5 separate regions of the Homo sapiens genome follow, and all the other regions are linked to region 1. The links are chromatin contacts, found by Hi-C or POLR2A ChIA-PET in ENCODE. All regions are on one chromosome and are shown on one strand. Each heading gives the region's core, a stretch centred on a gene start or an enhancer-like site at or near the end of the contact. The rest is flanking DNA. Distances are from core to core; before and after follow the strand shown.

What was found. Hi-C counts contacts between places; a loop is a spot of excess contacts on that map. ChIA-PET counts read pairs that join two places held with the same protein, here RNA polymerase II (POLR2A). Pooled maps may share reads with other maps.
Region 2: a loop to region 1 is called in a pooled map, with 4 times the contacts of the local background. The contact joins the promoter of C5orf24 here to the enhancer-like site in region 1. A Hi-C loop is called at or near these places in 7 of 50 pooled maps. POLR2A ChIA-PET finds 5 or more read pairs at or near these places in 2 of 52 experiments (activated CD4-positive, alpha-beta T cell and naive thymus-derived CD8-positive, alpha-beta T cell).
Region 3: a map with no recorded cell type shows a loop between it and region 1 (2.6-fold over the local background). The contact joins the promoter of PITX1 here to the enhancer-like site in region 1. A Hi-C loop is called at or near these places in 1 of 168 maps with a recorded cell type or tissue (OCI-LY7) and 1 of 37 single-sample maps with no recorded cell type. POLR2A ChIA-PET finds 5 or more read pairs at or near these places in 1 of 52 experiments (OCI-LY7).
Region 4: a loop to region 1 is called in a map with no recorded cell type, with 2.7 times the contacts of the local background. The contact joins the promoter of TCF7 here to the enhancer-like site in region 1. A Hi-C loop is called at or near these places in 1 of 168 maps with a recorded cell type or tissue (GM12878), 2 of 37 single-sample maps with no recorded cell type and 5 of 50 pooled maps. POLR2A ChIA-PET finds 5 or more read pairs at or near these places in 3 of 52 experiments (GM12878, OCI-LY7 and activated T-cell).
Region 5: a loop to region 1 is called in a pooled map, with 2.9 times the contacts of the local background. The contact joins the promoter of SKP1 here to the enhancer-like site in region 1. A Hi-C loop is called at or near these places in 8 of 50 pooled maps. POLR2A ChIA-PET finds 5 or more read pairs at or near these places in 6 of 52 experiments (MCF 10A, WTC11, activated B cell and 3 more).

The regions. Positions count from the first base shown.
Region 1 is chr5:134,543,790-134,546,489 of GRCh38, reverse strand. All of the region lies in intron 3 of JADE2 (jade family PHD finger 2), which reads right to left. Among named protein-coding and RNA genes, the nearest start is that of JADE2, 19 kb to the right of the region's middle. RefSeq lists enhancers at 1,330-1,669, 1,930-2,029, 2,090-2,359, 2,460-2,689. Within about 2 kb of position 1,313, at least 20 of the 41 ENCODE cell types and tissues checked have a DNase peak (open chromatin) inside an H3K27ac peak, as active enhancers do; they include OCI-LY7, where a contact is called at or near this core.
Region 2 is chr5:134,844,533-134,847,232 of GRCh38, reverse strand. It overlaps C5orf24 (chromosome 5 open reading frame 24), which reads right to left and starts at 1,265. Exons shown (of 2, transcript NM_001135586.1): 1 at 1,021-1,265. RefSeq lists silencers at 840-889, 920-1,299 and an enhancer at 819-1,554.
Region 3 is chr5:135,032,934-135,035,633 of GRCh38, reverse strand. PITX1 (paired like homeodomain 1) reads left to right here and starts at 1,406. Exons shown (of 3, transcript NM_002653.5): 1 at 1,406-1,921. The coding sequence starts at 1,753. It overlaps PITX1-AS1 (PITX1 antisense RNA 1), which reads right to left and starts at 2,360. Exons shown (of 6, transcript NR_161235.1): 1 at 2,094-2,360. RefSeq lists an enhancer at 1,890-2,522.
Region 4 is chr5:134,113,282-134,115,981 of GRCh38, reverse strand. TCF7 (transcription factor 7) reads right to left here and starts at 1,301. Exons shown (of 10, transcript NM_003202.5): 1 at 827-1,301; 2 at 595-661; 3 at 1-73. The coding sequence starts at 1,075. It also overlaps a transcript of VDAC1 not described here. RefSeq lists a silencer at 1,225-1,344 and an enhancer at 1,435-1,664.
Region 5 is chr5:134,175,617-134,178,316 of GRCh38, reverse strand. SKP1 (S-phase kinase associated protein 1) reads left to right here and starts at 1,367. Exons shown (of 6, transcript NM_170679.3): 1 at 1,367-1,462. RefSeq lists enhancers at 1-463, 1,367-1,616, 1,707-1,986 and a silencer at 1,137-1,216.

The DNA of each region.
Region 1 (2,700 bases), core at 64-2,563:
AGCCTATTTGTGCAATTATATTTTTAATGTCCATCTCTTCTAATAGTCAAGCTGCAAGAAGACAGGGACTGCATATGTCCTGTTTATCACTGTGCCTGCTTTTGGCACAGTGTTTGACACACAGCAGGTACTCAAGAAATGCTTGTGGAACAAAAATTAGCCAGTTATGGTGGCTTGCCTGTAGTCCCAACTACCTGGGGGGCTCAAGCGGGAGGACTGCCTGAGCCCAGGAGGTAGAGGCTGCAGTGAGCTGAGATCATGCCACTGCACTCCAGCCTGGGTGACAGAGGGAGACCCTGTCTCAAAACAAACAAACAAACAAACAAACAAACAAAAAAACAAAAAACGAAATGCTTGTGTAAAGAGTCAGTGAATGAATGAATGAATGAATCCCAGGATTTGTATGAAGTATGACTAAACTTTCCTGCCCTGTCTTAGCAGGGAGAGAAGAGGCAGGAGGCTGGCAGGATTCTTCCAGGTGAAACTGAGAAACTGGTCTTGGTCACTGTCCCAAAGCCAATTAAAATGGCTTTGGCCAGGACAATCTCTCCTGGACATCTGTCTACACCAAAAGTCCCAACGTAGAGCTGGAAGTGGTGCCTTCTTCCTCACCCCTCAAGGAAAGTTTGAAGGTCTGTACTTAAAGAGCCAACCTCATCACAATTGTTTTCTGAGCACCTCATCTCATTAGAAATGACAGCTAACAGAGAAAGGTAATTGCCCTGTTAAGGCATGTCAGGTATTATGTTAAAGTTTTACATATATCGTGGCTCCTAATTCATATTACCCCCATTTTACAGATGTGGAGACTGAGATTCAGAAAGGTGAAACCACTTGTGTGAGGTCCCCACTGTCCTTTAACCACAGCAATACTGCTTGCAAGACACAGAGGGCTCTTCTTTTAAAAAATCTTTTCTGGGCCGGAACCTGATAAAGAGTTTCCCAGCCAAGAGCAAACTTATGCAGTTAAAATTCAGTATAAAACACGAAAGAAGGGCTATGAGAATAGCTACCCCCTGCCCAGTTGTGTTGCAAGCTACCACTAGGCTAAGTTCGTAAGACACTTAAAAAAAAAAAAACCCCACTCAACGTCTCTTTCTTTTATTTTCATGAGGATAACAGCACTTCCTGCTCTTAAAGAGAATTTATTACACACATTTCTTTTGCAAGACAAGTCCCAGAGGCCAGGAGGCCCTTCCAGCTGGCGGAGCAGCAACGTTTCCAACTATAGAAGTGGATCCTGCCCCCCACCCCAGAGAAAGGCAGTGTGAGTCTCAGAAAGCAGGCACTTAGCCTAGCGGAAGGGCTCGCCCCAACCCGCCTGCCTCACAGGGTAGCAAAGGAACTGCTGGTGGGCTGGAAACTTGGCTCAAAACCACAAGGGCAAGCACAAAACCTTTTTTTGGATTCTCCTGTTTTATCTATCAAATTATGGGCATTTTGCATTTTACTGTACCATACGCCTTCATTGTTCTACTATAAAATGGCATTTCAAACATCTGGATAACACCTCTGCTCCTCAGAAGGCATCTTATTTATCCTGTGGTTTGGAGCCCCAACACAATCTGGCCACCCCTGTCTTTACCCTTCACCCAGGGTAGAAGGAGGATTCCATTTTTAAAAGCATGGGTTGAGCTAAGAAGCTGCATCTCCACTCGCTGTGTTTTTTGGGGGAGTGGGGGGTGGCACTCCATATAGAGGGACTTTCAAGGACACTGGGTCTGGGGGACACCCTCTTGCTGGCAGCAGAGGCTTCTCTCAGGCCCCTTCCCCAGGGACTAAGTGCTACACATTGGTGAAGGGCCTCAGTGGTACATGCAACTAGGGATGTACTAATTTGTCACCACAGCCTATAGAGGAGCTGACAGCTGAATCCCCACTCCCACCATCCAGGCTTCCAGCTCAGGGTGGCCTGCTTTACCCGACACTCCCCACCTCCTGCCCCACTCACCTCTGGGGTTCCCTTCACCCCCCAGGGCTCCATGAGTCTCGGGAAGGAGTCACATCTACAGATCATCAACTCCCTGGGAGGACCCAGGGCAGAACTCTATGATAAGGGCTCTGAGGCTCACTCGCCTGGGGTCACAGATGTCCTCGGGCAAAGCCTGGGTGTTTTGGCAAAGCCAGGCTGCACCTCCCATAACAGACACCTTCCTGTGTAGCACCTGCATCCTGCTGACAAAGGACAAGCTCCCCAGGGACAGGGCCTGTGCTTTCTGTCCCCAGCACTGAGCTAGGCCCACTAGGTACTCTTAAGCACTTGCTGATTTTGATCAGCATCAGCAGCTCCCGGTCCAGAGACCCAGGCCTCTGCCCACTGGCTGACTTCTGGGGACTCTGACTTCCTGAAAATGCAGCTTTCTACCTCAAGACAGCCTGCTTGGGGAAACCCCCACCGCTTGGCCTGCCCTTCCGCCTGTGTCTCTGCCCAGGCCAGAGGAGGACACTACCTCAAACAGTAGCCCTCCAAAACATGCGGCTGGCCTCCAGGTCTCTCCCAGAACTGTCCTTCACACCTCCGGCAAGTCCGGGGTGGGGCAAAAATTTGTTAATTCCCCAGCCCCTGTGGGAAGGACATGGAGTGGTGGACTGCCCCCACCCACACTCCCTGACGTTGCTTAGATCTTTGAACCAGGCTGGAGAGCCTCCCTCCCTCTCCTTCAACCTAGCCACAGCTTCCACTCCCCACCCCCTCAAAAA
Region 2 (2,700 bases), core at 16-2,515, 300 kb before region 1:
GACTGTGACTAAATTCGAATACTTAAAGCATAAGCTAAAACTTACCATCCTTGAAGTTGTTTTATTGTGTTTAACTCCTAAAGTTTAACCCCTAAAATGAGCCGTTCTTTATAGAACAATTCCTTTCTCTTCTCTTGAATGTGGCAGTCATTACTGCCAACATAAAGAAATGTAACTATTTTTAGTAACTTCACAAAGCATCCCTGAAGCTTTCTAAACATGGAGAAAGCTTCCTTTCAAGAAACCCAAGTTCTGTTCTCCAAAGATCAAAGATCACGTAATTCTCAGAGATTTATTTCAGGTCATTTGACTAACTATTATGTATAATCATATACGTTTCATAATTCTAAATGAAGATTTGCAACTCACCTCAATCACTCTGAAAGTCCATTCAGCAGAGGCCAATAGCCACGCACCCTGCCCCACCACGGAAAGTTTTGATAATAGGACGGCACATAAATAACGGCCTCCTTTGTCTTCTTCCTGCTCCTTAACTGTGCCCCACGGTGCACAAATAAGGACTCTCCTTATTTTGACACGAGGCGTTTAGAATGTATTACCTGTTGTGTGCTGAAAGCGACTATTAGCGTATTGGCAATAACAAGTTTGCAGAAGATGCACGCCACCCTAGAGAAAGGGTTGTGTACCCTCTAAAAAGCAAAATTCATAAGCCGCTATCCGTCCACTCGGAGTTCCGCAAGCGTAGAAGTCCACGGGCACTCCATCGCGACGCCGATCTCGAGCCGGCAGGCTTTTATTTAAAGGCGAAGGGCGGACTGCGGATTCTGACCTCTCAAAGAAAAGAAAGGGGGCTCCCTCCCCCCGCCGCAGGAGGAATGTCCCCCCGTAATGGCTCCACACCGGGGAAGAGCAGGCTACGTCCGGGGCCCCTCCTCTCACTCCGGCTACACTAGGGCCCCTTGGCAGGAGGCCTCTTCTCCCCGGTCAGCGAGGCGCCCGTTCTCGCCGCCGCCCTACCCCGCTCCCGGCCGGCTGACCAGCCCGCGCACCCCTACCTACCTCAGCCGCTCGTAGCCCGGCCCCTCGGCGCGTCTAGGGGCTTCCCAGCGGCTGGGAACCTCGTGCTGGCGCCGCTCCCTCCCCAGCCCGCCGCCTCTGCACGGTGCGGAGAACGGGCCAAGACGGAGTGGCAGGCAGCGAGGGCGGCGGCGAGGCAGGCGCTGGCTCCCAGCACCCGCCGCGGCCGCCGCGCACGGTCCTGCCCCGGACGCAGTACGAAGAGGCCGCTACCACCCTGTAGTGTTAGAGGCGGCGTGCGCGAGCTCGCGAGGGCCGCGCACGCACACGCTCACTCGCATCGCGAGACCCGATCTCCCGCCGCCAACCTGCACGCAAGCTTTGGGAGGGAGCCAGGCTGGCAGGCTGCGCTTGCGCGTCGTGGCCTTAAGCCTGAGCTGCTGGTGATCCGGCGTGGACCGTCCCCAGTGGCTGGGGTTGAGGAACCCACCAAATGGGGAATTAATAACTTCCTTACTTGTATTGGTTTTCACCACAATTCTGAGATGCTGGAACTCCTGCTGACCCCATTTCTTAGATACAGGACAAATAAATGATAGTCAGGGGAGTTGGGACTCTTCATGCCCAGGATCATGTGATAATGAAAAGCTTTATTTTATGGGACATCCTATGATCCACGCAGATTACAGGCGTAAGCCACCACGCCCCAGGAATTGTCGCATTCATTATTCCATAATCACAGGAAAGGATGGAACAACAAACTACCGCTATTATGTTTTTCTTGTGAGATATCTGACATATCAGTCACCTCACACAAACCCACTTAGAAGGGATTCATTTCCTCACTCCTTCCTCCTGTGAATTTCCAGATGTCAGAATGGAGAGGATCCAGAATTAGGGCAGCTACTGAAAGGGAGACACTTTATTAAGCAGTGGGAAGAGGCTAGAGGAGGATGCTTGCCCTTTTCCCCCATGTAATGAAGGATATTTGAGGATGGACAATTCATAGAACTGAGTTCTACCATAAGCACAGCCCTGAGCCAGGTACTGCCCTGCCAGTAGGAAAGAAAGGAGGAGAAACAACTTTTCTGGACAAACACACAAGCCAGGACACAACACACGAAACAAGCAAGCCCATTCATTCAAACTACTGAGGGACTGGAGACAGATAAGCCATGTGAACAGTTGATCAAACCTACACCAATAAAAACTCTGGACAGCCTGGGTGCGGTGGCTCACGCCTGTAATCCCAGCACTTTGGGAGGCCGAGGCGGGCAGATCACGAGGTCAGGAGTTCGAAACAAGCCTGACTAACATGGTGAAACCCCTTCTCTACTAAAAATACGAAAATTAGTTGGGCATGGTGGTGCGCACCTGTAATCCCAGCTACTCGGAAGGCTGAGGCAGGAGGATCGCTTGAACCCAGGAGGTGGAGGTTGCTGTGAGCCGAGATCGCACCACTGCACTCCAGCCTGGGACAGAACGAGACTCCGTCTCAAACAAACAAACAACAACAACAACAAAAAACTCTGGACACAAAGCTCAGGTGGAATTCCCTGGTTGGGAAGCTAGGATTTTTTTGGCAGACGGAGATTCATAACATGATTCTAAACATCATTCCAACTAGGTGGAGTGATTCACACCTGTAATCCCAGGACTTTGGGAGGCCAAAGCAGGAGGCCAGGAGTTTGAGACCAGCCTGGACAATATAGAGAGATTCTG
Region 3 (2,700 bases), core at 157-2,656, 490 kb before region 1:
CACCTCCCTGCTTCTTTCCCAGGCAGACAATCCTGGCGCAGCTCCCTTGGGTTGCTGTGTCTGGTGGAGCTGATCACAGGTGAGGGGCAGAGGGCAGTCTGGGGTCCGCCTATGGCCAGAGGAGCAGGTCAGGGCGGCGCCTTGCCGCCCCAGCTGTGGCCTGTTTGCTCAAGACGCTGAGGTCTCGGGGCCAGCTAACAATTGTTGAGCAAAATCCTTCGACAAACTTCACCTACGTGCAAGGACTCGAGGAGGGAATCACTCTTAGGAGTGGGAGAGTAATGTCTTTGCCTGTGCCCAGTGAAGGCCCATTGGAGCTGCAGCTCAGCTACCACTGTGTGGGAGAGAAGCTGGAAGACTGAGGGCTTCCTGGGCTGCTGGCCCAGGGTTGGGAGACAGCAGTCACCTGGCTTACCAGGCCTATGCCTGAAGCCCTGGGAAGCCAGGACGCAGGCCCCAGGCTGGGACAAAGCTACCCTGAAGGAGGGCAAAGGCTGCCAAGGCCAACCCCATGCCTGCCAAGGCCAGGCCTGGCCCATTTGGCCAAGGCCTAAGGTGTAAAACAAGGGGAGAGGTACAAGAGGCTGTGGGGTCTGGCTGGGATCCTTGGGGTCTTCCTTCTGCATTCTCCAAACGCCTAGAGCCAGCAGAAACGTTTCGTCTGATTAGAAGCCATCATTTCTATCCCAATCCCGGAAAATTGACTGCGGTGCAGAGAGGGAGGCCTGAGAAGCAGCCGTAGGGGAGAAGGTCCAAGCTAATTAGGAGGCAGCATCCGGGGGCCCATTAGAGCGCAGGCTGCTGTCACTCAGCCGGGCTGAGTTCCCGGGAGAAGAGGCTGGAGAAGGAGGGGCAGGCGGCCCCTCGACGAGGACACCGCTGGGAGCTGCCGGAACGGGCCCCGGGCTCTGCCCCCGCCCCGGCGCTGGCTCGAAGGCGCCCGCTCGGTGCGATCCTGTTCGGCAAACATTCACTCATCCTGGGCTGTTCTCGCCAGGGCTGGGGACTTCGAGGCGGCCGAGACGGGAGTTGATTCTAGGCGAAACAAGTCATTTGAGGCCTGAGGTGTGCACGAGCCGCCCGGGACTCGCAGGCCAGATGCGTTTCTTTTGTGAGGCCGAGGGAGAACTCGGTGTGTCACCGGGGAAGGAGGGAGAGGCGCGGCGAGGCCGCGGGGGGCGGGGAGGCGGCGGGAAGGTGGCTGCGGAGGGGGAGGGCGCGGGCGAGGCAGGGAGGGAGGGAGGGCGGCAGTGAGGGCGCGGCGGCGCGGGCGGCTTGGGGCTGGATTCCGCCCGCGCTCCCTCGCTCGCTCGCTCCCTCCCCAGCCCCCTCCCACCCAGGCCCACCCCACCCAGCACCCCTGGCGCAGGGACTGCTGGAACCTGGCTGTGCGCGCTGTCGCTTTAAGACAGACTCTGCCGGCGCCGTCCGGAGCCTTAGAAACCGGCCCCGGATCGCGAGCCGGAGCCGGAGCCGGAGCCGGGGCCGGCCGGGCTGCTGAGGCCCGAGCGGCAGGAGCGCAGCGCGGAGCGCTGAGCCAGGCGCCCAGTCGCGAGAAGCTGCCGCCGCCTCTGCCCGCCCGGCGCCGCAGCCCCGGGCGGTCCATGGGGCGGGCACGGCGTCGCTGCAGGCGCCGGCAGCCCTGGAGGGCAGCCGCTTAGGCGCTGCGCTCTTGTCCCCGCAGGTCGCAGCCAGGGCGGCGGGGCGCGCCCAGCCCCGGCCCCTGGAGCGCCCGCCGCGGTCCCCACCTCCATGGACGCCTTCAAGGGGGGCATGAGCCTGGAGCGGCTGCCGGAGGGGCTCCGGCCGCCGCCGCCGCCACCCCATGACATGGGGCCCGCCTTCCACCTGGCCCGGCCCGCCGACCCCCGCGAGCCGCTCGAGAACTCCGCCAGCGAGTCGTCTGACACGGAGCTGCCAGGTAAGCGCCGTTCCCCGCGCGGCGCGCACAGAGCCTACCCGGGCGCGGAGCACGGGGAGCTGGGAGCAGGGCCTGACGCCCGCGCCGCGCAACCAAGCTCCCTCTCCGCCCCAGAAGCGTCAGGAGCTTTCTTTTTCCCGTTCTCGACCTGACGGTGAACGCGGAAACTTACGCACACGCGAAGGCACTTCCACGCGGTCCCCACGCGCCAAGAGACTGGCAGATGCACGAGCCTACAGCTGGAGGGTTGGACTGACAGCCCCTCTTGATCAGGAGTAAATAGAACGGGAAAGAATTTGATTTGCGCAACTGGGCGCTAAGGAGCGGCTCGGACGAAGGGAGAGGAGGAGACCGAGAAAGGAAGAGGGGTGACGGGCGAGAGAACGCACTCAGAGAGACAGAGAGGGAGGTTAACACCGTGACAGTAGGCGACAGAATGAAAGAGACCAAAGAGAAGGGGCGGGCGGGAAGGGTAAACGGGGGGAGAGGGGTCATCAAGTAGAAGGGAGACACAGAGGACGGTGAGGGCGAGCGGGCCAACAGGCGCGGCCGGACTCCCAGCAAGGCCAGCCGGAACGCCGATCAAGGGATCCGGCCCACGTGCGCGGCCGAAGCCCGGAGCAGCCCGGCTCTGGCCCCCGCCCCGGCTCCTGCGCGTCTCCCTCCGCGCTGCCTTTTTTTGTCCGAGCTGGAGCTTTTTTCCAGCAGCGAACTGGGCCCGCGGGTGGCCGGCGCGGGCAGTGGGGCAGCGAATCCGCTGCCCAGCGCAGCCGGCCGGG
Region 4 (2,700 bases), core at 52-2,551, 430 kb after region 1:
TGCATGAGCAGATTGAAGGCGGAGTAGACGGTCTCTTTGTACATGCCGCTGGTGCACTCCGGGGCCTTCAGGCCTGGAAAAACCACAGCTGGGTCAGACACACCAGCCCTGGCAGCGGCTGGGACTGAAGGCTGTCTGCTCTTGAGAGAAAAAGAATTGCCAAGGGGTCCCCTGCAAGTTCCTGACTTGGGAAGGAACGGGCTGGGAGTATCGGCAGTGCCAAGTTTTAGGGGAAGGACCTGGAGGGCAGGCCTCCCCGAGGTGGCCCCTACTTGACCTCCCACCCCCCGCCCTCCAACCAAGAAACCTTGGCCAATTCTGTCTCCTGAAGGCGGCGGATTAGTCAGTCACCTGGGCAGGAGGGGAGGCGGGGATGGCGGGGGTCTGTTTACTCCTATAAAGGTCAGGGCACCGGAAGTGACTCGACCCGGCGGCGCCCGGGAAGCCCGCCCCCCACTCTCCACCCCTGGGTTCTGCCGCCTCCTGAGCTGCGGTGGGGGAGGCACCCGGCTCCCCGCGGTCCTTGGCGTCCCCGTCCCACCGAGGCCAGGGCCTGAGCGCGACGAAGGGAAGCCGGGCCGGGCAGAAACTCACCGTCCTCCAGGGGCTCTGGAAGTTTGTCCGGGAAGAGTCTCTGCGCAGCGTGTTCCCGCCCGAGAGCCTGGAGGGAGAACCGGAGGGGAGTGAGGGGCGGTGGGACCGCGGGGGTCGGGGCCGACGCCGGGGCAGGGACGCTCTGCGCGCTGGAGACCCCGAGGGCCGCGCGCAACTGGGGCGGCGCGGCGCGGCGACCGCGGGGGAGGAGCCGGCGCCGGCGGGGGCTCACCTCGGCCTCGCCGCGGGCCCCGGCGCCGGCCCCCGGGACCCCCGGGATCCCTGCGCCGCCGGCCGCGCCCTCGGACTCGTTCACGAGCGACGACTTGAGCTCGGCCAGGTCGCGCTCGGGACCGGCGGCGCTGTCGCGGCTCTTGTCGTCCTGCTCCTCGCCTTCATCCTGGAAGGCCAGCAGCTCGTCCGGCGCGCCGAGGTCGTCGCCGCCGCCCGCGCCGCCCCCGCCGGAGTCCAGCTGCGGCATGGTGCGCTCCGCCCGCCGGGGCGCGGGGCGCTGGGCGCCGGGAGTGCGGGGCGCGGAGCCGGCCCGGGGGGCGGCGAGCCCGGAGTCCGAACCTCCGAGCTCGGATCGCGGCGGGCGGAGCGCGGGCTGACTCCGCCTGGGCGGGCTGCAGGCGCGGGCTAGGGCGCGGGGCAGAGCGGCTCCGCGAGCTGGCGGGTCGGAACATCAAAGGCGCCGCCGGCCGAGTGCCGGGGGCGGGGCGGGCACTGGGGGCGGGCCGGGCCGGGGGCGGGACACAGGTCCGCCCCGCCTCTCCTCTCCCGGGAGAGGCCGGGACGCGCCCACTCGGCATAGCCTTAAAGGGCTCGCTCTTCCGGAGCGCACCCTGAGAGAGACGTCGGACAAGCCTGGGAATGATCACCCTTCTCCCGAAACGCAGAGACTCTAACGGGAACTCCTGACCCCGCTTACTCACCTACAACCAGATATTCCCCCTGCTTTCTGCGCCCAGGTTTCTCCTCCGGCTGTGGAGGGCGGGGGTCCCCTAGGCCCTTGGGACTTGGGCGTGGCTTACCATCGCAGCCGTGGTGTGAACTGTATCGTGCCCAGGCTCCAATGCGCCCTGTGCTTTGAACTGGGGGCTTCCTAGGGCTTGAGGCTGCTTGAGGCTGTGCTCGTACCCCAGGGAACCGGCAGCGTTGGAACTCCGCGGCGCTGTTGCGGCTCTTGCCCCATCCTCCATCCCTGTGCCAATCAGGGACTTCCTTCTAGGCCGCCTGCATACAGTGCGAACATAAGTATACCCCCCTTCGCACATTTATTGAGCTCCTGTTGCGTGCAGAGCTTATACATCACACATCTGTGACGGGCCCCTCAGTCAGGCGACGGCTCCGAGCCGCGAACACAGCCAAGAGCACCGGACCTCAGCCGATCCTCCAAGTCCCAGCCCCTATGACTCTCCCAACTCGGTTCCGTGACTAGAACCTGCAGCCCGGAGACTCGGAACTTTGGGCAGCCACGTGGGCGCGGGATTCCGACATGGGTCGCTCGTCCACAGCAACTCAACCCTAGAAGTCGCATTTAGGGAGCCCATGACTCTGAAGTTGACCCTGGCCTGACTAACCCTCTAACCCTCGCTCGATCCAGGCTGAAACATCTAGATTTGCGGAGCGCGGGAAAGTGCCTGGATTCCAGCGCATCTGTATGGCACCCGGGTCTGCGTCCACGCGGGCCTCCACGGCGCGCTTGGCCTGGCTCAGCCCCTGCATCTACAAAAGACGCCGGTCCTTTGGATCGCGATGCAGTCAACAGCAGCTCCCCTAGCAGGTTTCTGTGCTGGGTTCACTGTAGACGCTCACGCCTCTTCTGAGAGCAGTTGGGATAGAGGGTATTTGGGGGAGGGCCGGGTATTGGACGCCTCTCCCTCTGAGGGCCCCACAGGACCCCTGGCAGCGGTGCAAAGCCGGGCCGGAAGACAGCCGTGCCTCCCTCCGGGTCCAGGCCCAGCGTGGCTGGCTGTGGATCAAAGAGCTAGGCCATGCTTCCCTGTGTTCAGATCCTATCTGTGCCCGCCCAGCCGGGTGTCTCGGACACCAGCCCCCACACCCCCCTCCCCCGCCACCTCCGGGCTAGGGTGCCCACTTTTC
Region 5 (2,700 bases), core at 118-2,617, 370 kb after region 1:
GCGGGGAGCAAAGGGGCTCCAGTGGGCCCTGCCTAGGAGGCCTGAAGCTAGAGCTGCTGAGGGCAGGGCTGTGCTGCAAAGAAAATGTCTGAGAGCTGCAGGCGTTTCATCTTCTGTCATCAGCTGTGGCACCTGGCAGACACTGGATAGGCTTGTAGACAAAGACCTGGTAACTCAAGGAGCTGCTTGGCCTTCCTGCCCAGTCCCATCCCAGAGGCACTGTACATCTCTGGTTTCTTCAGGGGGCCCTGTGTGGAAGTATCTTTTGTCTTCCTGGTGTCAGGGATATCATCACGTGCCTGTTGGCTAGGCGAGCCCGGCGCCCAGTCTCCTAGGATGGGGAGAGTAATGTTCCCGAGCAGAACAGGGTGGGGCTTTCAGACTACTCCCTTTCCTTTACAGCTGGCTTCATTCCATCGACCTCATCAAAGCCTTCCTGGGAGCACCCTAGAGAAGAGTTACGTCCAGGCCGGGCCCTGGCTGCCTGGTTCACGGCGGAATCCCCAGCACCACGCCTCGCACGTCGGGCTCAAAGCATGTTTAGTGAAGGAGTAGGTACCTACTGCTAGATGGAGCCATCTCTCTAGACTTGGGGTTTCCCTATAACGATGGCTATGTTTGGCATGGAAGCCTCTTTAGAAGTCAATAGTAGGAAATAAGGGCTAACAGCACCTAATTGTGGAGTAAGGTTCAAATCCTAGCTCTGCCACTTAACCGTTCCGAACCTGTTCCCTCACTGCAGAGGCGAAAAGGCTAACACTATTTCACCTCGGAGGGTTACCGTGGAGAATGGAAGCTGGACAAGCTGTATCAGTTCAGTAGTAAAACACACACACACAAGCGCCCCACCCCCACCCCACCCCACCCCAGGAATGAACACACACACCCGCGCGCGCACATACACCTCAGGAATGAACACACGCGCGTACACACACACGCAGCCCCCCCCAGGAGTGAACACACACACACACGCCCCGTTCTGTTGTTCCCAGGAACACACACAGAGACGCACACACTCGCCCGGTTTTGTTTTTTCCAGGCTTTTTAACTGGGGTCTTTCACTCGGCTTAGGGCACCGCTGCCTGAAAGACCTTTCTAGGCCAGTCGGGGTCCGGCACCCAGTTGACGAGACAGCGCGGCGCTTTCAGAGCTGGGGAGAGGCGAAAACTCTTCCGGCCCCCCGATCCCCCGGCCAGCCGCCCCCGGCAGCTCCTTGCCGCCTCCCGGCCTGGGCCCGCCCAGCCGTTCTCGGCCTGCCGTCAGGCGATCTCGGCGGCCAGCCCAGCCGCGATGTGACGCCGCGCGCCCCGGGGTCCTCGGCGCCTGCGCCCTCTCCTATAAAGCAGACGCCGCGCCGCGCTGCGACGCTGTAGTGGCTTCGTCTTCGGTTTTTCTCTTCCTTCGCTAACGCCTCCCGGCTCTCGTCAGCCTCCCGCCGGCCGTCTCCTTAACACCGAACACCGTGAGTAGCCGCCCACTGAACTGGAAAGGGTCGTGGCTACCGGATTGCGTGCCGGCTGGCCTCACCGCTGCGGTTTGGGCCTGCCCGCGGCGGGCGGTGACTGGGCCTGGCCTTCTTTCGGGCCCGGTGGATCGCGTTGTCGACCCTGTTCTTCGGGAGACCCTACCAGGTTCCGTTCACCTGCCCCGCCCCCGACTCAGCGAGGCCTCCTCTGGCCGGGCGTCCTCACGGCGCTCCATAAGTGAGCCGAACCCCGGGCTGGGCCTTCTCTGCACCGGCCGAGCGTCAGCCGGCGCGGAGCTCGGCTGCAAGGCCCAGGCTGCGGCCGGGGGCCTCTCTTGGTCTTAAGCCTGCTGTCCCGGGGACCAGGGCGGGGGTGGCGGCGGGGTTGTGAATGGGGGTCCCTTGGCTGTCGTGAGCGTGGGCGTGTGTCGGTGTCTGGCTTTTGTTGTGGTCGGGAGGGAGAGCTGCGGTGGTGGTCTGAGGCCGCCCGGTTCTTGGCTCCCATCCTTTCTCCACCGTGTCTGGCGTCACTAGCTACCGGTCGGTCCTGGCTAACCGTGTGCGGGCGCCGGCTTTCTGCACATAGCCGCCTGCTCCATCTGAATATTTCTTAGCGTTGTTTTGCCATGACTTGGAGTCGTTGAGCAGATACCATCGTCAGAGTGGTGTGACTTGTAGGAGCCTTAACTGTGTATAACTTAACTCTAGGTATCTGGCTTTTAAAGAAATAGGACGTCTACCTGCTTTGATTCACTTTTAATGGAAACTTCACGTTTGGGTTTTAGGGACATGCATTTTTCCTTTAGAGCGTGACAGTAGAATGTATCCGTTTCATAGAACAATACCGTCTCCTCCACTGTGCAGTCTAAAAAGCAGTGTCAGAATTTCGGGTCACTTAAAGCGCAGGGGTTTTTTTTTCTATATGATGTGATAGAACCCGCTTTATGCTGGCCATGGAGAATTATTTACAAGTGCAGGAGCCTTTAGGCCTCTTTCTTTAGAATGGAATTGTTTTGAAAGCATTTCAAATAAATATTTCATCCATTATTACTTAAAAATTTTGCACTTTATTCTACTGTAACACTAAAACTTATCTTTGAGTTTAGTATTACCAAGTGCATCGAATTACAGATTAACCGATTGACCAGCTGCTATTTAGTAAGGTCTCAACTCCCTTAAGAGTAACCCAATCCACAAACTTGACTATGACTAAGCACTTATCTTGAGTTATTTGA